Regions from separate parts of the Homo sapiens genome. Here regions 2 and 3 are each linked to region 1. A link is an interaction called in ENCODE POLR2A ChIA-PET data of the cell type or tissue named here. Cell type or tissue: GM12878. All regions are shown on one strand.

Evidence for each region. Peaks named below come from ENCODE experiments on the same cell type or tissue, not always from the same donor. Only the 100,000 strongest peaks of a DNase experiment are listed, where the experiment ranks them.
Region 2: POLR2A ChIA-PET joins it to region 1 with 8 read pairs; 6 of 35 experiments call an interaction of 5 or more read pairs at or near these places.
Region 3: POLR2A ChIA-PET joins it to region 1 with 8 read pairs; 2 of 35 experiments call an interaction of 5 or more read pairs at or near these places.

What each region holds. Positions count from the first base shown.
Region 1 is chr12:101,941,964-101,944,463 of GRCh38, reverse strand. No RefSeq gene overlaps it. Among named protein-coding and RNA genes, the nearest start is that of DRAM1-AS1, 21 kb to the left of the region's middle. In GM12878, no CTCF peak of the experiment used is centred here; no DNase peak of the experiment used is centred here; H3K27ac peaks cover 420 bases.
Region 2 is chr12:102,053,587-102,056,086 of GRCh38, reverse strand. The region is part of intron 2 of WASHC3 (WASH complex subunit 3); the gene reads left to right. Among named protein-coding and RNA genes, the nearest start is that of WASHC3, 7.2 kb to the left of the region's middle. In GM12878, no CTCF peak of the experiment used is centred here; no DNase peak of the experiment used is centred here.
Region 3 is chr12:102,781,659-102,784,158 of GRCh38, reverse strand. No RefSeq gene overlaps it. Among named protein-coding and RNA genes, the nearest start is that of LINC00485, 41 kb to the left of the region's middle. In GM12878, no CTCF peak of the experiment used is centred here; no DNase peak of the experiment used is centred here; H3K27me3 peaks cover 120 bases.

The DNA of each region.
Region 1 (2,500 bases):
TATCTGTCCCCTAAGATGTGGCCCTCCTATATCACTTGCCACCCTGAGCTTGGTGTTTCCCAAAGTTTTTTAAACATAAGAATCTCCTGGCACCCCTGTGAAAAGACAGATTCTGAGACCTCACCTTATCCTACTGAAAATTACAGGAGGATTCTGACTCCTTTTTCCTCACTGGCAAAACAGGGAGCAGAGCAAGCCCTATCACAATCTTGTATGTTTCAAGGGAAATAGCATATGCAAAGGAGCTTTGGAAACCATGAAGTTACTCTCTCGTGGCTGGTTTCCAGGCTCGCTCTGGAGGTTCAGAGGCAAAAGCCACTCTGAGGCTGTGGCCCATCACAGTGTCCTCCTCCCCCACACCACCTTCCCTTTTGGGGCTTTCTGGAGACACCAATCAGAAGCCACCCACCTCCATTTGAACCCAATGAACTGATGGTCCCAGGCTGGAACCTGCCTAAAGTTTACCACCAAGGTGGACACCTGAGTTGTGTTCTAGGAGTGCTGATTACAGAGCTTCAGGGGGTCAGGCAGCAGTCAAAACTGATGGTTTTCAAGGGATGGCCCTGCCTTCCCTTGGTACCTGCTGGAATGGAAAATGAACCCAAAGATTAGAGTGGGGAAATGTAGGGTCTTGGTAAGTTCTCATCACCCAGGCCCTGCCCCTTTCTCCAGCTACATCTCCCTCTACCCCTCCATATACCCATCTAGCCTCTGATTACTCCTCTCCTTCTTTCAGTAATAAAATCCTCTACTTTATAACCAGTCACAAAGCCACCTAGAATAACAACTACCCCCAGCCCTCTTGCTACTATGATCAGTGGGATGTAAGCAGAAATGTCACATGGCTGCATCCAGGAACAGTCCATAGTAAACAACTGGCATGTGTTTCATCCCTTTTCTATCCTGTCTCTTCTTTCATCCTGCTGCTTGGAATACTGATGAGATGGCTGAAGTTCTAGCATCTATTTTGGATGTTGGGGATGAAACTACACATTAGGAGTACTGGAATAGAGAAGGAGCCTGGAGCCCTGAGCACTGTGTGGAGTTGAGCTTCTAGTCTAGTTTTGGACTATCTAGTTTGGACTAACCTCTGGACTTCTACCTAAGAGAAATAAACTTCCATTTAATTTAAACCACTGTTGTTTTGGGTTCTGCTATCACAGCCAAAATGAATACTAACTAACAGAGTGCTCAGGAGCATGTATTCTGGAATTAGATTGGCCAGGTTCAGTCACTTATTACCTGGCAGCCTTACGCAATTTGCTTCCCTTCTTTGCCTCAATTGTAAAATCAAAATGCTCCAGCCTGGCCAACATGGTGAAACCCCATCTCTACCAAAAAAGCACAAAAATTAGGCAGGCATGGTGGCACACACCTACAGTCCCAGGTACTTGGGAGGCTGAGGTGAGCAGCTTGAACCTGGGAGATGGAGGTTGCAATGAGCCAAGATTGCGCCACTGCACTCCAGCCTGGAAGACAGAGTGAGACCCTGCTTCCCAAAAAAAAAAAAAAAAACCAAAATGCTAAAGACAGCATCTACTTCCTGGAATTGCTAAGAATGAGCTAAAACATGTAAAGCTTAAAACATGGAAAGCCCAGCACATAGTACGCACTCATTGAACATGAGCTATTATTGAAATCAGCTATTAAATACATAAAGAATAAAGATATACCCCTAAAGGAGCAAGACTGAAAGATATTCTCTATCATGCTGCATGCATGCACTTTTGCAAAGGGCTACATTTTTCTGTTAGTAAAGAAACACAGAAGGTGGGCTGGGCAGTGTGGCTCATACCTGTAATCTTATTGGGAGGCTGAGACAGGCGGATCACTTGAGGCCAGGAGTTCAAGACCAGCTTGGCCAACATGGTGAAACCCCATCTCTACTAAAAATACAAAACAATTAGCTGGGTGTGTTGGCACATTCCTGTAATCCAAGCTACTTGGGCAGCTGAAGCATGAGAATCATTTGAACCTGGGAGGCGGAGGTTGCAGTAAGCTAAGATCACACCACTGCACTCCAAGCTGGGTGACAAAGCAGGACTCTGTTTCAAAAAACAAAAAAAGAGTCATAGAATATAGAAGGTGCCCAAATTCCCAGTGGAAGAATTTTGTTTACTCATCCCTGACACAGCTCAGATATAAATAGGCCCTTTATTTGATCACATAAAATGGTAGTCCTAGAATGTACTTTGAAAAAGGAGGTCCAATCTAGGCTTAGCTCGGAAATGGAGATAGAAGGAAAGCCTTGATCCCTCTTGATGGCATCTGGATAACAGGGCCTGAGCCTGAGTGATATTCATGTTCACCCTTAAAGGGGCCCAAGGAGTGGAGCATCTGGATTGGGGCGAGGGTTCATGACAGTGCATGTGTTTTGAATTGGTGATTCTTTTAACAGAAGCAGTTTGGAACCAAGACTGGGAAGCTGCTGCTAACTGGAATGTTCTAGCCATGTTTCATGTTCCCTGAGGGCAGAGCTGGTGGCTCTCAGTGTATTGGG
Region 2 (2,500 bases), 110 kb before region 1:
CAAAGTTTATAAAGTTGTCTTACATAGTTGTGAAATAGCTAGTCTAGTTAGATAGAATTAACGTCTCCTAAAACTGACCTGCTTGAAGAACTACTGTAGGTCATGTCTTTGTAGGTAGAGTATGTGAACGAAGATTAAGTACTTGCTCTTTTGTGTTAACACTGTGTCAAGTTTCAGACTGGGGCTGGTTGATAGAAAAACTAGTTAAAAAAAACTATTTTAAATAATGGAATTGAATTTTATGGAAATTCTCTGTGGCACCAACTCAACCACAGGACAGAAACAAAAAATTCTCATCTAAACATTCCTGTAGAAAATTGGGACCATCTAAAAATTCACCCCAGCTACCACCATGAAAGAAACAAAGAAAGCAAAAACTTCTGTTCTGAATATATCAGTGGTCCCATATTCAGATACTTCTTATCTACTTGAAAAGCTTTGATGGGTGGGGCACGGTGGCCCACACCTGTAATCCCAGCACTTTGGGCCCAGGTGGGCAGATCACCTGAGGCTAAGAGTTCGAGACCAGCCTGGCCAACATGGTGGAATGCTGTCTCTACTAAAAATACAAAAATTAACTGGGCGTGGTGGTGCACACCTGTATTCCCACCTACTTGGGAGGCTGAGGCAGGAGAATCACTTGAACCTGGGAGGTGGAGGTTGCAGTGAGCCAAGATTGCGCCATTGCACTCCAGCCTGGGTGACAGAGCAAGACTCCATCTCAAAAAAACAAAACAAAAGAAAAAAGAAAAGCTTCGCTGATTCTTTCAAACACACATCAGACCTTAAGTTCATTAGCATTTATAACGTCACTGAGCTGCATTGAGCTCTGTGGCTGAAAAAGCCAATTCTTTGTATTTCTGTGGTATCAGTTGTAACATCTCTTTCGTTTCTGATATTATTTGAATCTTCTCCTTTTCTTAATCTAGCTAAAAGTTTGTGGATTTTGTTTTTCTTTTCAAAAATCCAGCTCTTAGTTTCATTGATCTTTTCTATTGTTTTTCTAGTCTCTTTCATTTTTTTCTGTTCCGATCATTATTATTTTTTTCCTTCTACTAACTTTGGGTTTTATTTGTTCTTCTATTCCTTCAGTTGTAACACTAGGATGTTACACTTTGGATCTTTCATCTTTTTTGTTATAGGTCTTTACTGCCGAAGCTTCCTTTCCTCTTAAAACTGCTTTTGCCACCTCCCATAAGTATTGATGTGTTGTATGTCCATTTTCATTTGTCTCAAAATACTTTTAATTTCGTTTTTAATTTACTTGACCTATTGGTTGTTTAGGAGCATGTTATTTAATTTCCAGTTATTTATGATTTTTTTCAAGATTCCTTCTATTATTGATTTCTGGTTTCAAACCAATATGGTCAGAAAAGATACTTGATACGATTTCAGTCTCCTTAAATGTATTAAAATTTGTTTTGTGGCATATCATATAACCTGGAGAATGTTTTGTGTGCCCTTGAGAAGAATGTGTATTCTGTTGCTGTTTTATTGAATTTTCTACATATGTCTGTTAGGGCCAGTGTTTCATTATTGATTTTCTGCCTGGATGATATGTCCATGGTGTTTGTAGAGACGGCGTCTCACCATGTTGCCCAGGCTAGTCTCAAACTCCTGAGTTCAGGGGATCCTCCCGCCTTGGCATCCCAAAGTGCTGGGATTACAAATGTGAGCCACTGTGCTGAGCTCTTTTCCATTCTTTCACTTCAATCTATGTGTGTCCATTTTTTAAAGGTGAAGTGAGTCTCTTGTACACAGCAGGTAGTTGGGTCTTATTTTTGTATCTATTCAGTCAATCTGTGTCTTTTGATCAGAGAATTTAGTCCATTTACATTCAGGGTAATTATTGATAGATAAGGACTTACTGCTGCGATTTTGTTCATTGTTTTCTAGTTGCTTTATAGATCTTTTGTTCCTTTCTTCCACTCTTGCTGTCTTTTGTGATTAGATGATTGTCTCTAGTGATATACTTTGATTCCTTACTTTTCATCTTTTGTGTATTTACTATTAGGTTTTTGCTTTGTTGTTCCCATGAGGCTGACATAAAACATGTTATAACAGGCTATTTTAAACTGATAATAACATAATTGATAACATAAAAAACCTCTGCACTTTTACTCCACCTCTCCACATTTTGCTTTTGATTTTGCAACGTATATCTTTTTATACTGCATATCCCTTAACAAGTTATTGTAGCTATTATTATTTTTAATAGTTTTGTCTGTTAACTTTCATACTAAAGATATAAGTGATTTAATCACCATGACAGTATTAGAATATTCTGAATTTGACTGTATACATTTTTTTTTCAGCTCTAAAATTTCTGTTTGATTTTTTAAATAATAATTCCAATCTTTCTGTTACATTTCTCATTTTGGTCATTTATTATTTTCTTGATTTCATTGAATTGTTTCTCTGAATTTTCCTGAAGTCCACTGAGTTTCCCTAAAACAATAATTTTGGATTCGTTGTGAAGAAGGGTCAGTTACTGGTGATT
Region 3 (2,500 bases), 840 kb before region 1:
CAATCACCCTCTTGAGGAGGAACTATTTGTAGATTAGGAACTTGAGTCAAAAATAAATTAAGAGGCTTGCTCTTGGTCATACAGCTAGCACATGGAAAAGTCAAAATTGGAACTAGGACTTCCTGTGTTCAGGGTCAAAGCTCTTATCTGGAGTGATCAGGAAGAATACACAATAAGGAAGTTTGATAAAGTACATTTCATATCCAATAGGCTATAGACAGTCTACTTAGAATGTTCTCATTTGTAGAATTTCTTTTCAGTATCTGACTGAACTAAAGGAGAGCTTCTTGTCTCACTGGTCCGCTTGGGGCAGGGAATGAGTTAGAACATGGAAAAGTATGGCTCTCTACTTCAAAAGCCCAGTAGAAACTATGGTGGAAATGCTGACAACTTCAGGCAAAGAGAATTGGCATGGAAAGGACTAGCGATTAGAGGTGGTAGGACTAAACCTGAAAGCTACTGGTTTTAGGAGATGGAATATTATGGAAGGTGAAGCAATATAATGGTACCCTACTGTAAATGGATCAGGCCAAATAAACAGCAATGATCATCAATGTGAGCTTCCACAAGTTACTTAAACTTTCTAAGCCTTATTTTCTTCCTCTTTGAAATGAATAGAGCAGAATATGCTTCATAAATTTGTTGAGAGGATTAAATGATATGATTCATATTTTGAACACATAATTTCTGAATGTTTATTATGTATCAGGCATACTTTTGATATGAGATTTAACAAGGAAAAATTAGACAAAAATTCCTGCTCCCAGAGATTGTCCAGAAAAAACAAACAATAAATAAAATAAATAAGGACCTTACAGTATGTTAGACAGTGATGAATGCTAAGGAGATGAATTAAGCAAGGAAGTAGAGGTGGGGATTGCTAGTGGACTAGGAAGGGACAGAGGAAGTCTTCCTGAGGAGATCACATTTGGGCAAATCTACAGGATAGAAGGGAGTAGACCATGTAATTAGGCAAGAAAAAAGTAAGTCTGAGGGCACCGAGGCAGAAATGCGCCTTAGGAAGAGCACAGTGGACAAAAGAGAAGGGTAGTAACAGATGAAGTTAGAATTGGTAAGGCCACATAGGTCACCATGAGAGCTGAATTCACTCTGAGTGAGGTGTGCAGCCTTTGGAAGGTTCTGAGCAGAGCAGTGACTTAACTTTGACCTAACTTAAGTTTGAACAGCATGACTTTGACTGCTACATTGAGAACAGAATGAAGGAACAAAGGAGGAAGCAGGGAGAGCATTAGGAGATTATTGCAATGATCCCAGCCAGAAATAGCAATGGCTTGAACCACATTGGTAACAGTGGAGGTGCTATAAGTTGTAAGATTGTGGATGTCGTTTAAAGATGAAACTGACAGAATTTGACAACAAACAAGTGGTAAAAAAAAAAAAAAAGGATCAAAGATTGATGCCAAGGCTCTCAAAATACTCAAATAGAGAGATGGAGTTTCCATTTACTGAGATGGAGAAAACATTTTTTTGTGTGTATGTATATGCGTACAGCGAGGCGATCAAGAGTTTGCTATCACTCATGTGACATTTGAGATGCCCATTAGATGTCCAAGCAGGAGATATCAAATAGGCAGTTGGATATACAAGTCAAATTCAGGGAGAAATGTGAGCTGAATAATAAATTGAGAGTCATTAGTATTTAAATGTTATTTAAAGCCATGATCCTGATTAAGATCATCAAAGGAGAGAGAGTCAAGAAAGAAGAGTTTCAAGACTTAAGCATTAGGACATTTCAGCTTTTCAAGAGCCTGAGAAGGAGTAGTTGTGATGTAGGAGGAAGATCAGGAGAGTGTAGGGTCCTGGAAAGCAAATGGTGATTTAAGAAAGATGGGAGTGATAATGGAGTCATAAGCAGCTTCTATGTCAAATAAGATGAGGACTAAGCATTGAACACTGGATTCAGGAATGTGGAGAGTATTGGCACCTTGACTAGTGTAGTCTGTTGAAGTGGGAGAGATCAAATCCTGACTGCAGTGAATTTAGTAGGAAAGAGAAGACTTGGTGATGGAGAATATAGCCAATCCTTTCATGGAACTTTGCTATAGTACGAGTCGGAGAAGTGAGGTGGTAGTTGTTGGGGAAAATAGGAGTCAAGAAAAGTGCTCCTTTCCCCTCTTCCCCTCTTTCCTTCTTTTTCCTTCCTTTTCCACCCCTCCCTCCCTCCCTCGCTTCCTCCCTTCCTTCCTTCCGTCCTATGTTGATGGAAATGATGCATCTCAGGAGAGAAAATTGATGATGTAGGATATGGAGAGGGAAAAAATCTGGAGCAAGAAGGATGTGATTTAAAGCTCAAAGGGAGAAGTCACTTTTGATAGGAGCATGAACAGATAGTTCATTTGGAAGAAATGGCAGAGTGTACAGGCACAGATGCTGGCCAGTAGGACAGTGGTTGAGGAAACATGTTCTTTTCCAGTTTTTCCCATTTTTCTCAGTGAAATTATAAGCAAAGGACATCGGCCAAAAATGAGGAAGGAATAGT